Linked DNA regions of Homo sapiens: region 2 is linked to region 1. Evidence: chromatin contacts called from ENCODE POLR2A ChIA-PET data. All regions are on one chromosome and are shown on one strand. Each heading gives the region's core, a stretch centred on a gene start or an enhancer-like site at or near the end of the contact. The rest is flanking DNA. Distances are from core to core; before and after follow the strand shown. Region 1 holds the start of BRMS1 (BRMS1 transcriptional repressor and anoikis regulator). Region 2 holds the start of SPTBN2 (spectrin beta, non-erythrocytic 2).

The links. ChIA-PET counts read pairs that join two places held with the same protein, here RNA polymerase II (POLR2A).
Region 2: POLR2A ChIA-PET joins it to region 1 with 11 read pairs in IMR-90. The contact joins the promoter of SPTBN2 here to the promoter of BRMS1 in region 1. POLR2A ChIA-PET finds 5 or more read pairs at or near these places in 2 of 52 experiments (H1 and IMR-90).

Annotation. Positions count from the first base shown.
Region 1 is chr11:66,339,860-66,347,519 of GRCh38, reverse strand. BRMS1 (BRMS1 transcriptional repressor and anoikis regulator) reads left to right here and starts at 2,416. Exons shown (of 10, transcript NM_015399.4): 1 at 2,416-2,548; 2 at 5,279-5,424; 3 at 5,897-5,987; 4 at 6,187-6,314; 5 at 6,474-6,553; 6 at 6,650-6,746; 7 at 7,307-7,399. The coding sequence starts at 5,286. It overlaps B4GAT1 (beta-1,4-glucuronyltransferase 1), which reads left to right. Exons shown (of 2, transcript NM_006876.3): 1 at 1-1,030; 2 at 1,280-2,146. The coding sequence ends at 1,471. RefSeq lists enhancers at 2,241-2,670, 2,126-2,676.
Region 2 is chr11:66,724,724-66,731,480 of GRCh38, reverse strand. It overlaps SPTBN2 (spectrin beta, non-erythrocytic 2), which reads left to right and starts at 2,265. Exons shown (of 38, transcript NM_006946.4): 1 at 2,265-2,740.

The DNA of each region.
Region 1 (7,660 bases), core at 1,167-3,666:
CGCCTTCTACCAGCTGCTGCTGGCCGCGCTCATGCTGGTGGCGATGCTGCAGCTGCTCTACCTGTCGCTGCTGTCCGGACTGCACGGGCAGGAGGAGCAAGACCAATATTTTGAGTTCTTTCCCCCGTCCCCACGGTCCGTGGACCAGGTCAAGGCGCAGCTCCGCACCGCGCTGGCCTCTGGAGGCGTCCTGGACGCTAGCGGCGATTACCGCGTCTACAGGGGCCTGCTGAAGACCACCATGGACCCCAACGATGTGATCCTGGCCACGCACGCCAGCGTGGACAACCTGCTGCACCTGTCGGGTCTGCTGGAGCGCTGGGAGGGCCCGCTGTCCGTGTCGGTGTTCGCGGCCACCAAGGAGGAGGCGCAGCTGGCCACGGTGCTGGCCTACGCGCTGAGCAGCCACTGCCCCGACATGCGCGCCAGGGTCGCCATGCACCTCGTGTGCCCCTCGCGTTACGAGGCAGCCGTGCCCGACCCCCGGGAGCCGGGGGAGTTTGCCCTGCTGCGGTCCTGCCAGGAGGTCTTTGACAAGCTAGCCAGGGTGGCCCAGCCCGGGATTAATTATGCGCTGGGCACCAATGTCTCCTACCCCAATAACCTGCTGAGGAATCTGGCTCGTGAGGGGGCCAACTATGCCCTGGTGATCGATGTGGACATGGTGCCCAGCGAGGGGCTGTGGAGAGGCCTGCGGGAAATGCTGGATCAGAGCAACCAGTGGGGAGGCACCGCGCTGGTGGTGCCTGCCTTCGAAATCCGAAGAGCCCGCCGCATGCCCATGAACAAAAACGAGCTGGTGCAGCTCTACCAGGTTGGCGAGGTGCGGCCCTTCTATTATGGGTTGTGCACCCCCTGCCAGGCACCCACCAACTATTCCCGCTGGGTCAACCTGCCGGAAGAGAGCTTGCTGCGGCCCGCCTACGTGGTACCTTGGCAGGACCCCTGGGAGCCATTCTACGTGGCAGGAGGCAAGGTGCCCACCTTCGACGAGCGCTTTCGGCAGTACGGCTTCAACCGAATCAGCCAGGTGCTCATAAGGGAGAGGGCAGGGGTAATGGGGCAGGAGGGGTGGTGGGATCAGGGAGTTATGAGGAGTGGCCCTGGATGGAAAGGAGGCAATGAAGCAGGAGGGATCATAGTTCAGGAGGTGGGTGGATGGTGTGGAAGATCCAGGATACTTCCAGAGGGGTGAGGACGCTGGACTGTGGCTTTAGGGAAGTCAGTCTCAGGCCTGTCAATGTCATCAAACTTTGCTAACCTGTCTTTCCTCCTGCAGGCCTGCGAGCTGCATGTGGCGGGGTTTGATTTTGAGGTCCTGAACGAAGGTTTCTTGGTTCATAAGGGCTTCAAAGAAGCGTTGAAGTTCCATCCCCAAAAGGAGGCTGAAAATCAGCACAATAAGATCCTATATCGCCAGTTCAAACAGGAGTTGAAGGCCAAGTACCCCAACTCTCCCCGACGCTGCTGAGCCCTTCCCTCCCCTAATCTGAGAAGTCAGCCTCTTGGCTCCTCAGGCCACCATTTAGGCCTGACTGGGGTAAGAAATGTCGCTCCACTTTACAGAGGTAGCTGTGGTGTTGAAACACTGGACTTGGATATGGGGTGCTGGGATCGATTCCTAGCTTTACCACTAACTAGCTGTGTGGCCTTGAGTAAATCCCGTTACCTCTCTGAGCCTCGGTTACCCTGTCTGTAAAAAGGGAGGTGAGAATACCTACCTCACGGAACTGTTGGGAGGCTCAGATGAGATGCTATATGTGAAAACATTCTGTAAGCTTCGTACAAATGTGAAGTATTAATATTATCGCAGTATTATTGTTGTTATTATTATTGTTATTATTAACAATCTTGGGTGGGTAGTAGGAGAGCAAAAAGTATGAATGGGATGGAGCTAAGAAGTCTGAATACTTAATGAAATGGACTTTTTGGAAAGAAATCAGATGAAGGCATAAAATTTAGTTCTTAGCTCTTGAACAGAAGCCTAAAATTCCTGGTTCTCTCAGGGCTTCGCCTTCAAGGGTTCTGGAGGAGGGAAGGGTCTGCAGGTTCCATGGGTGACAGCCTGAGATCTGTCCCTTCAACGGGCTGGGCTGGGTATGTGCCTACCGATGACAATGTGTAAATAAATGCGTGTTCACACCCACAGCTGGCTCCGTTACTCTCCTGAGCTGGGGGTGGGGGGATCGGGGCCGGCTTCTCCCCTTGCACGCCGTGGGGAGATGGCCGCGGACGAAGGGCACCGTCTGCAAAGCACTGAACCATCAGGGCCTTCCCTGCAGGCCGAAGGCCTGCGCGAATGTCGGCCAGTTACTATGGAGACCGGCCCGCGGTATCCCAGCATGCCTCGGGACCAAACTGTCCAACTGTGAGCATCCCCGACGGTCGCCTCCTGATGACGCACACGGAAGCACCGATAGGCTCTGCCTCCCGAAGAAAAGGGAGCCGCGCAGCGCCTACGGGAGTCCGGCGGCAGCAGCCGGTACCGGCAACCACGGGCAGCTCTCAGGGAATCTCCGTCGTGAGGCCAGAGGCTCCAGTCCCCGCGGTGCGTATCGTCATGCATGGCTTTTGGTTCGCCCTCTCCGGTTAGTCGAGCAGGGCCGGCACAACCTCCTCCTCCGAGGCCGAAGCAGAGATTTAACCGGCCTGACGCGTGCTGGGCTGCGGGCGAGCCAGTGATATTCCGGCCCGCTCCGGCGCATCTAGAAGGGAGCGGGAGGCCCCCTGGGCGCTGCGGAGAAGCTGGATTGACCTCTGCGAGAGTGGGGAGGGTCTGCCTTCCCTAGGGGCCTGCCCCGGAGGAGCTGCCATTCTGAAAAGATAAATTGCCTGTGTACAGCGCTTTACAGTGTGCTTTTCCATCCCTTACCACCTGTGAGCTCCTCAACACTCAGAGCAGGAATGGTTATCCGCTTTTTGCACCCGGGGTAAGGTGGGAAGGTTGTGACTTAACTCACTCATAATCAGAACCAGGGGGAGGAAAGAAAGGCTTCTGGAAGAGATAGACTTAAGCTGCATCTTACAAAGTGAATATACTAACAGTGAAGAGGCATTGCAAATGTTGGGAACTGAGGCTTGATAACGGGAAGATGAAGCTGGTTTAGAGAACCGAGCCTTTCAAGTCAGGTGCAGGTCATTAGTGAAATTGTTGAGGAATATGACTAAACACTCACCTAGGCCAGGCTTACTATACACAACTTGAACTGGTGTCAAGGAAAGCTTGCTACCATTACAGGGACCTGGGACTACCGAAAAGTAAAAACTAATGTCTGTCTCACAAAAAATTTTTTTGTTAAATTTGTATTTGCAAATCCTCCAGTCATCAAGTGAACCAGCACTGTGCTAGGTAAATAAGTTACATGTGCAGCCCCTGCCCTAGTGAGGCTCATAGACTGATTGCGGGGACAGATATGAGAACAGGCAAATAGATATAAACAAAGCTTCCTGGAGGGAGTGGTGTCTGCACTGTTCTAAAGGACTACAAAGCAGTGTCCAGAGAAGTTGGAAGAACACAATAAAATAGAAGCCTGCAGGAGGTTGAGAGATTATCTGCTGAGAGGACTGTTTTCTTCTTCTTAGGTGATCTCTTGGCAGTACTTGGCACTATCAGTGCAATTACTCCTTGGCAGTACTTGGCTTTCTTCTAAAACTCTTTCTCCACCACTTCGGGTTTTGCCTCCTCCTTTGTAGGGGTCTCCTCATCTGCCCCTTTGGTGACCCTGGGCGTCTTCTGATCGCACACATTGTGCCTTGCTGGTTGCACCTTCTCCTGTGGCATGAAGAACTTGCTGTATGCTGACGACCAAATCCCTGCAGCTCAGATTTCTCACTGAGACTTAGACCCATGTTCCCCCAGCTGCTTTCCTTCTCTTATTTCTGGGTCTTTGCTACTGACTCTACCTGGAATGTTCCCTCAATAAGTGCAGCTCACCCAGCTGGTCCATCTTTGTCTGGAAGCCTCCCTGCTGCATCGGGCTCCAGGTCCTGGTTATATACCCCTCCCTTATGCCCCTGGTCTTAACTCTCCTCCTATCATGGTTATAGTGTGCTCCTTTGCCCCTGTCTCCCAGGAACTTGTAAACTCCGTGAGGTCAAAGACATTCACACTTGGGCGCCTGCATACCATAGCGTCTGACGGTACCTAGCATATGTTAGATGTTCAATACATGTTAGATGAGTCAGTAAAAGAAGGAATGCTTACCAGTGTTGGATGTTGCCGAGCAGACAATTAAAATAAGCACTGAAAAATATTGGCATTAGCCACAAGGAAGTCATTGGTTAATGCTACGGGATCAGTTTCAGCTGAGATTGAGGACATCGAACAAGTGGGAGGTGAAAGTAGGAACAGCCAGTGTTCATGAGACCTTGAAAAGTGTAACTGTGAAGTGGCAAATGGAGCAGTTAGGTGGAATGGGTGAGGTTTTGTGTTTCTGTGTTTTGTTAATGCTAGGAAGTACCCAAGCACATCCAAAGTTTCATGGGAAGGAGGTTGCTAAGAGTTAGAAGCTGAAGACACAGAAAAGAGAGGGGAGCACTGATGACCTGCGGTCCAAGAGGAAGCAGAAGGAGATGGGATTTGACCCAGAGCACAATGAAAGACAAGGAGATTGTAACATTATCTGGAAGAGAAGCCGAGGACATTATAGGCAGAAGGAACAGCTGAGGCAGAGGGTGGATAGTGGAAGTGCAAGCACTAGCCATTATATGTTGGGATGAAGGAGCTGGACCGGTAGGTCAAGTCCAGTCTGGGAAAGACCTTGAAAGCCCCAGTTAGAAATTTAGGTCCAGTTTGGGTGTGGTGCGGGCGCCTGTAATCTCACTACTCAGGAGGCTGAGGCAGGAGAATCGCTTGAACCCAGGAGGAGGAGGTTGCAGTGAGCTGAGATCGTGCCACTGCACTCCAGCTTGTCAACAGAGCGAGACTCTGTCTCAAAAAATAATAAGAAGAAAAGAAATTTAGGTCCAGTTGCAAAGGCAGTGGAGAGTGCCCCCTGGGCCTTTCCTTTCTGTGGATCACAGCCTTGGCCAGTATTGCTAGGATTAGGATCACCAGTGACATCCAAGAGCAGGAGCAGTTCCACAGCTCCCAGCCTTCTGTGAGAGGTGCAGATGGCCATTTGCACCCTTGTCACCCAGTTTGTGCTCAAGGTGTGGCCAGGCCAGTTACTTCCCTGGCTTTCCCCATCTGGGATCGAGTTGTGTTCAGCATCCTGCTGCCTCTTTCCCCCTCTGAGCTGTGGGCAGCCATAAGTGATAGCTCCATTCCTTCTCCCAGAGTCCAGATGCCTGTCCAGCCTCCAAGCAAAGACACAGAAGAGATGGAAGCAGAGGGTGATTCTGCTGCTGAGATGAATGGGGAGGAGGAAGAGAGTGAGGAGGAGCGGAGCGGCAGCCAGACAGAGTCAGAAGAGGAGAGCTCCGGTGAGCCCCTACACACACAGACACACACACACACACACAGAGCCCCTACACACACACATGCACACACACAGCCCCTACACACAAGCATGCACGCACATGCACATACAGCGCCTACACACAAGCACATACACAGACCCTGCACACAAGCGCACACACGCACACACAGCCCCTACACACAAGCACGCACACACAGCCCCTACACACAAGCACGTATGCACACACACAGCCCCTTCACACAAGTACACGTGCACACAGCCCCTTCACACAAGCACGCACGCATATGCACACACAGCCCCTACACACAAGCACACACGCACACACACAGCCCCTTCACACAAGCATGTACGCGCACACACACACAGGCCCTACACACAGGCATGCATGCACACACACACATGCAGGACGCACATGCACACATGCGGGTACCCACCACTCCTCCCCAGAGCTAGCCCTTACTGGCCTCTTGTCCCAGAGATGGATGATGAGGACTATGAGCGACGCCGCAGCGAGTGTGTCAGTGAGATGCTGGACCTAGAGAAGCAGTTCTCGGAGCTAAAGGAGAAGTGAGCGTGGGGACACCTTGGGCTGGGTCTGCGAGGATCTGGGATGAGGAGGTGGTGGGCCTGGTACTGGGCAGGCGTGGTTGGTGCCCAGGAAGTGCGCGCCTAACACCGGGCTTGCTGTGGAATGGGTGCTGGGTATGTGTTTGCCCAAGAGCGATGGGTGAGCAAATGGGTGCACGGCTGCCTTTTTACCACGCAGGTTGTTCAGGGAACGACTGAGTCAGCTGCGGTTGCGGCTGGAGGAAGTGGGGGCTGAGAGAGCCCCTGAATACACGGAGCCCCTTGGGGGGCTGCAGCGGAGCCTCAAGATTCGCATTCAGGTGGCAGGTCTGTGGGTGGTTCTGTACCCTCTTCCCCTCCCAGAACCCGTGGCACCCTGTCCCCTTCCTCTCTCGTTCCTGCCCGGCCTTGCCCTTTGCTCTCAGCCCTCCTATGTGGGCACCGGGCTCCCCAGCCAAGCAGGGACCCTCCTCCCTTTCTCTGCAGGGATCTACAAGGGCTTCTGTCTGGATGTGATCAGGAATAAGTACGAATGTGAGCTGCAGGGAGCCAAACAGCACCTGGAGGTGGGCCTGATTGGGCACACTGGGGGTGAGGCAGGGCACAAAGCCTGAAGTGGCCTCACCCCATCCGTCCTGCTGAGCTATTGCCCCCTCTTCCAGAGTGAGAAGCTGCTGCTCTATGACACGCTGCAGGGGGAGCTGCAGGAGCGGATCCAGAGGCTGGAGGAGGACCGCCAGAGCCTGGACCTCAGCTCTGGTAAGCGCGAGAGCCTGGGCACCCCGGAACTGGGCCCCGCTCAGTCCACGCCCACCCCTCTTTGGGCTTCAGATGTCCTGAAGTCAAGGGGACAGCCAGAGGACCTGCCTGTTGGGGTCAGTGTGAGGGCTGAAGGAGACCAGGCCTGGAAAGGGCCTGGCACATAATGGGGGCTCAAGCAGAGTGGGTCTCCCTGCCTCTTCTGCCCCTGCTCTTTCCAAAACAGGTATCAGTGTGACATGCAGTCACATGCAATAGCTCTAGTCCCCTCCATGTTCATAGTACCTGTGTTCACGTGGAGTCCTGGGGTGGCAGGAATTGTCGTCATCCCACTCTCCACTAAACAGATGAGGCTCACAGAAGTGCAGTGACCTCTTCCCAGGGTTGTGCAGCTGTGCAGGCAGGACCTGAACAGCCCTAAGGGGCTTCTACCCCAAGCCCAGGGTGGTGATGGGACAGGGGAGATGAGGCCAGGCCGGCCCATGGTGGAGGCAGAGGCTACAGAAAAGGGAGTATCCTGTGGGCCAGCACCCCAATTCTAACTCTGGGTCTCGGGGCAGAATGGTGGGATGACAAACTGCACGCCAGAGGCAGCTCCAGGTCTTGGGACTCCCTGCCGCCCAGCAAGAGGAAGAAGGCACCTCTGGTTTCTGGTATCCTTTCACCCAAGGTGGCCTAAAAGTGGGCAGGATGTAAGGGTCAACTCCAGACCCAGGGGAGGGGGTTGGAGGGGACATGGAGGACAGTCACACTAGATGCACTCGTGGTTGCTTGGTGTCATGTGAATATGTCCAGGCAAATCCAGCTGTCAGCAGTTTCTTACGGGGTCCTGGGTCTCTCTGGGCTATGTGAACCCTAGGAAAACAGAAACGGGCTGGGCTCCGTGGCTCACATCTACAGTCCCAGCACTTTGG
Region 2 (6,757 bases), core at 1,016-3,515, 380 kb before region 1:
ATGTATGTTTGGTGGGCAGAGCCAAAACCTTTCCATGAATCTTGGTAATGTAAGCAGCAAATGTGGATTCACTGAGAAGCTCAACAAACTTGGTGGATATCATTCCATTCGCTTTTGCAACTCAAATAAGAAGGAACCAGATATTTTCTTCATCATTGACTGTACTGGTTCACTACAGAGCAAAATAACAAGTTTCCAAAGCAACCCAGTCACAGAGCTGAGATAGGTGATCTCAGTGTTCTCTTTATTCAATGTGCTTCCTCTCCAAATCGGGAAACAGTATGGGAAATAATACGGTAAAATCATAACGGCTGATACTGATTAAGTGCTTACTATGTGCTGCATATAATTCATTTACCTGCAATAATTCATTTGATGTTCCCCACATTATGGTGCCATTTTACATGTAAGGAAACTGAATCCTAGGGAGGTAACTTGCCCAAGGTCACATAGTCAGTGGGTGGCAGAACTATGTTTTAAACCCAAGGAGTCTGACTCCAAAATCAATGCTTTTAACCATTCTGCTATACTCCCTGTCTAGCAGAGAGGAAAGAACATATTAGGATTCAGAAGACCTGGAGTTTCTACCATGAACTAATTCTGTGAACTTGTACATTCACTTAGGTGTCTGAACATCAGTCTGTTCATCAATAGAATAAGAATGAGAATGTTTATCTTACAAGGCTTCTTGAAGGATTATGAAATGCTGAAAATAGGAAATTATAAAAGATATTATTTTGCTAATCATAAGACTTAATACCCTTGACTTCTAATTGGGTCACGATATTATAGGCTGTCATTGAGACCCTTAGTTCCCGTAACCAGTACAGCAGCAGCAGCTTGGTGGTTCCAGTTCCTTTGGCAGGGCAGCTGATTCTCTAATTTTTTTTTTTTTTTTTGGAGATGGAGTCTCGTTCTTGTTGCCCAGGCTGAAGTGCAGTGGCACAATCTCAGCTCACTGCAACCTCTGCCTCCCGGGTTCAAGCGATTCTCCTGCCTCAGCCTCCTGAGTAGCTGGGATTTCATGCCCACCACCACGCCTGGCTAATTTGTGTATTTTTAGTAGAGAAGGGGTTTCACCATGTTGGCCAGGCTGGTCTTGAACTCCTGACCTCGCGATCCACCTGCCTCGGCCTCCCAAAGTGCTGGGATTACAAGGGTGAGCCACTGCGCCTGGCCATGGGCAGCTGATTCTCATCCCATCAGCTTTAATGTCCCTGACCAAGTGTCCCTGATGACCGTCATGCACAGGTTGGTGCCTCCTTCCCCCGAACCAACCAACACATAATCCTACCTCTGGGAAGAGTTGCAGTTTATGCCCTTGTTTCTTTAATGCCATTGCCTGAAAGAGTGGCTATTAAAAATAATAAATAGCCTCAGGCCTGGCACGGCAGCTCACGTCTGTAATCCCAGCACTTTGGGAGGCTGAGGCAGGCAGATCACCTGAGGTCAGGAGTTCAAGAACAGCCTGGCCAACATGGCAAAACTCTGACTCTACTAAAGATACAAAAATTAGTCGGGCATGGTGGCATGCACCTGTAATCCCAGCTACTCGGGAGGCTGAGGCAGGAAAATTGCTTGAACCCGGGAAGAGGAGGTTGCAGTGAGCCGAGATCAAGCCACTGTACTCCAGCCTGGGTGACAGAGCACGACTCCGTCTCAAAATAATAATAATAATAAATAGCCTCAAATGCAGCTAACTGTGAGGTACACACCAGAGAGCCAGTTCCAGTTTCGTGGTAGAAGCACAGATATCAGAGCTAGGAGAGAACTTCAAAGTAATCTTTCAATGGAACTCCCCAACCCTCCTCCCAACCCATTTTATAGACTAGGAAAACCAAGGCGAGGTAGATGACACCACTAGTTAGGGTTGTCAAAACCATATCTGGAAAGTACTTCAATTGCACATATTTGTTTCAGTATGCATACCTTTTCAGAAAGGAGCAAAATCCTAAATTACCCATAAATCTATTATAAAACCTTAAATCCAATAATTCACTCAAAGCCCATTCTTTGAGTGCCCTTACTTGACCATTTCAGGCATTCCCTGGATAGAAACGGGCCCTCATCTTCAGGGGCAGTACATAACCTAACGGCTCTGTACAAAGCTCACCCTGTTACCACTGGCTCATCTCTGAGCTGAGTTCTCTAATCTGGAAGAACAGCACCTACTTCTCAGAGCTGGAGTGGGGGTGGGAGTGTCACATGAGATGATGCGCTTTTAGCACCCACCTGGCACTCTGTGAGTTTGTCATGATTTGGGCATAATTCCTTCCTCTCCTAAGCAGGCAGCAGTTCACCTTGGTTAAGGACCTTGGACCTTAGACCACTCAGACGCTAACAAACCAAGGAGAAACCCAGCCGTGTCAGGCCTAGAAATGTCTGCCCCCACCCCCACCCCCCTCAAGACGGTGACTAGGCCGGAATTCTCCTGGTTGATAAATGAGAGGAGCTGAGAAGCGCTGAGATGCCTGTTTGGAGCATCTGATCTGTAGAAGACGAATCTTCACTGTGCCATGGAGATGTTCTGGGAGGGAGAGCCGGCCCAGCTGCCTGAAGGAGGACGCGAGAGCGAGGGGACGGGTGAGAGGAATGCTTAGCGGAGACGGACTGGAGGTGCCCGGAGAGGAAAGGGGAACGGAGGCTGGATCTCGGGAAACCTCGTCGGCAGTGTCATTAGAGGAAGGATCGCGTGTCTCGGGGATACGGATTTTGGAGGAAAAGCAGAATAGGGACAAAGGTGAGGTGTCCGAACCGGGGAGATCAAGACCTGTAAGCTGTGGTGGGGGACCCAGGGACCAGCGAGGACGGGAAGGCGGGGTTTTGGGGGGACCCCGCACGGAAGGTGGCTGGGGGTCGGCAGCCGGCCTCGGAGCTGCTGCCGCGTTCGCCCCGAGGCAGGTCAACTACCCCGGGCGGGGAGCGGCGGGGAGCACCGAGAGGGGCCTCGGTTGCCATGGCGCTGGGCGGGGAAGGGGCGACTCGGGCCCCGCCCAGAGCCCCGCGGGGCCGCCGGCTCCAGATGGTCCCGGGCCTCCCGCGGGAGCCGGCGGCCTGCGGCAGGGGGAGGCTATTGTCCTCCTTCCGCGGCGCCGCAGTCCCGCCGCTCGCGCCCGCGCGCCGCCGCCACGCGCCCCGCCGCCGCCCGCCCCGCGCGCCCCCCGCGCCGCCTGCGCCCCGTGACAGCGCCCGCCCGCCGCCCGCCGTGCGCCCGGCCGCTGCCTGCAACCGCCCGTCGCGGCCGGGCTGCAGGCGCGGCAACTACCGGTGCGCCCCCGCCCGCCGCGCCCCCGCCCGCCCGGCCGCGGCTCCGCGCCGAGGTAGGTGCCGGCGCCCCGCCCGCTTTGTCCCGGCCCGCGGGGCGGCGCGCTTTGTCCGGCCGCGTGCGGTCGGCGGGGTCGGGGTCGGGGTCGGGGTCGGGTCCCGGCGGCCGGGGTGAGCCGGGGCGGGAGCAGGCGGGGACGGGACGGAGAGGGTCCCGTGCCAGCCACACAGGTACCGGGATGAGGGCGGTGGGGGCCAAGGCCGAGGGGGGGGGACTCGGGCCTCTCTGGAGCCGGGAGAAGAGTCTGGAACAGTTAGGGCTGACGGACACGTTCGCGGCGAGGCTGGGAGCGGGTCTGACAGCGCCGGCCCCTCGCGTCGCCGGGGCTGCGGGGCGGACGGGCCGGCGCCGGGCCAGGTGCTGGGGGCGCGCTCGGCCGCCTCTGCCCGGCGGACTGCGGGAGCCGGGCTCCCTCCTCCCCGGAGCCGCGTGGGCTCCTCCTCGCCTCTTTGGCAGCTGGCTCCACGCGCTCCCTTCTGTTCCCCCACAGTGTGTGGGAGAGGGGCACGCGGTTGGCTGTGGTGGCCGGAACTGGCCCGGGGAGAAAGCAGACGCTTCGGGCGGCGGGGAAGCGGCCGCGTGCGGCGTTTCTGTGGCCAGGAAGCTGATAGGGCTGTGCGGTCCGCCCCGCACGGAACTACCCAGCAAGGCCTGCTCGCGGGGGTGTTCCGGCTCCGGTGCCACAGTCGTGATTTACCTTCCACTCGCTTGGAACTTTACCCCATTGACCCCAGGACATTGCATGCTTGTGTGAGGTGCAGGTTTGCCCCGGTCTTAACCTGCTACATGTCGTCTGCCCTCCCCCTCTCGGAGCAGCCACAGTTCCAACGCTGGAGAGCCCGGGGGTTTCAGGTATGGGCAGAGGTAGCAACAAACCAGTTTTCCTTGAAGGTGAAGAGGGGCAGAGTGAGTTCCAAATATGTGTCTTAGCTTGAGGTGTGGGGCAACCTCTTGGCTTATTCAGAAAGGCAAAGGATTGGCCGAGGAGAAGATAGGATGGAGTTTACATTCTTCCCTTAGAGAAATTGATGTGACCCCGGGTTGGGGAAGGGAGATAGCAAGGGAGTGAAGAATCTGAATATTTGAATAAATCTGCCATAACTGGAGGATTCTAGAAGAGAAAATAAAATTTCAGTCCCCCTCTTCAGCCCAGTTCCTAACTTCCTCCGAGGGAATTGATCAGGAACACAGTCTGAGAGGTGGGTCGGGGTTTTGCTGTTCCTTCCTTCTGCCCTGGGCCCATCTTTCTCTTGCCTTCCTGGAGGCCCTGAGCTGATTTGTGACTTCTTTTTCGTTTTATCTCTCTGCCAGTCCACCCATTTATACTTAGAAGCAAATAAGATTTGAACTTTGCCAAAGTCCCCATTTCTTCTAATCTATTATTCATCTCACTGTCATTTGTTCAACTCTGCCTTCCCGTGACTTCTCTAGCTCTGCCGTTCTCCTCCCGCATATCTGCGGTTCGCTGTGCTGTTTCTTTCATTACCTGTGGTACCTACTCCATCTTCATCTTCCTCTCCCATCGCCTGAGCTCCTGAGGGGAAGTGATATTTGAGTTTAGTGTGGGGTAGGGCCTGAGCAGACCTAGAAGCTAACCCTGGGTCACACTCACCCCTGAAACTTTGTGTCTTCTCAACACTCATGGCTCCTCTAACCAATTCCAGCTGCTTCTCATCTTTGGACAAGGGTGGCCCTCAAAGTGTGGTCCCCAGACCATTAGCTTCAGTGTCACCCGGGAACAGGTTAGAAATGCACATTCCCAGGTACCACCCCAGAAGTACTGAATCGTAAACTGGGGGATGGGGGGGTGACCTGTGATTTAACAGTCCTCCAGGTTGTTGTGATTCATGGAAGTTTGAGAATCCCCAGACCTGAGCTGTTGAGCTCAACCCTGAAAGTATTCCAGCCCAGGAGCAGGTCTTCTCCAATCCCGTGTTCATTCTTTCCTTGAGCTTCTCTCTAGTCCTAAGAAAGACATTAATTCCATGGCCAAAAAAAATGAATTATAGTCAAGTCATTCAATATCTCTTTATTGAATATCTGTTGTACTGAGTCTGGAAAAACACCAAAACGAGTAAGACAGCCCTTGTCCTCAATGAGTTAAATGTGGAGCGGGCAGAGAGACACGTAAACAACTAACCGTAATGCGATGTGATAAGTACAATACTAGCTGCATGCCGAAGTGCCCTGGAAGCACAGAGGAGGGAATGATCAACTCTGAGGGAGGGAAATAATTCATCAGGAGCAGGATGTGGTGAGAGGAAGAATTAGGATACAAGGCAGCCTGTAGCCCAGGGTATAGGATTTCTAGCTTAACATGTCAGCTGAAAGAGAGGAAAACTGCCCTGGAGGATCGGCACGGTGAGCCTAGTCTGCCTCCAGCAGCGCCTGGAGTACATTCCAGCAGGACCCCAAGCCTGCAGCCGGCGGGGGTTGGCATTCTTCTAGCACTAACAGTGTAAGCTACTTGGGCCTGGCCTTGAGGTCAATTGCTAAGAATAAGGTATGATGAGACTGTAATCTGGATTAGCTACTGCACCACCCTATTGCCAGACTTCAGGAATCTGTGGAAGAGAGGACGATTGAGGATTCTCCAGCTTCCTCATGACAGGGGGTCATGAAGCTGGGGGGCTGCTGGCCGACTGAGGAAATGTGAGCATGGAGACCCTGGTCATAGGTGAGGAATGATCTACTCAGTGGCAAGAAACCAGCGCTGGATATGTGTAGGAGAAAAGCAAATAGAAATCAGTGGGAATCTAGAGATGGCAGCAGGGGACACAAGCTGAGAACACAGCATATTGTCCAAAAGGCCAGGGAGCTACAGAGCCAGAATGCTTGGAAACCAAGACCTAGAGACACAAAGGTAGCAGAGCCTCAGAGCCACATGCTGAACAATGCCAGAGAGCACCATTCACATGGAAGGCTGTGGAGTTGCAACATGGTGGCCCTGTGGGGGTCTGTGATCTAAGGACACCAGTGCCAGCTTGGTTCCTGATCCATATCACAGCATTTCTGGAAACTCAGAACACACAGCATGCATGCTTCAAATTCAATTTGGAGAGAGGAGCATTTAAGTGGCTGAGGTTTTATTTGGGGGAAGAGGAGGTTCTAGCTCCATACTTTCTCCTGGTAATGGTAGGAATCCGCAGAGACATTCTAACAGTTGGACTTCCCTGGAGGGTCTGGCTCCCAGTTGGGCCCCTTTGTAACTTTAACAAAACCCCCAATTCTGCATTTCTCCTGAGCCCTACTTCCTACCACCAGGGCTGTGGTCTTGGCAGTCTCTGGTTCTGGAAAGGAAGGAGGTATGGAGAAGAGAGAAGTGATGGGTGGTGAGACTCGGGTAGGTAGGGAGGTGTGTGCCCATGGACACACAAAGGCAGAACCTTTCTGGCTTCCATCATTAACTGGTTCCATGAAGCTGAACCTGAC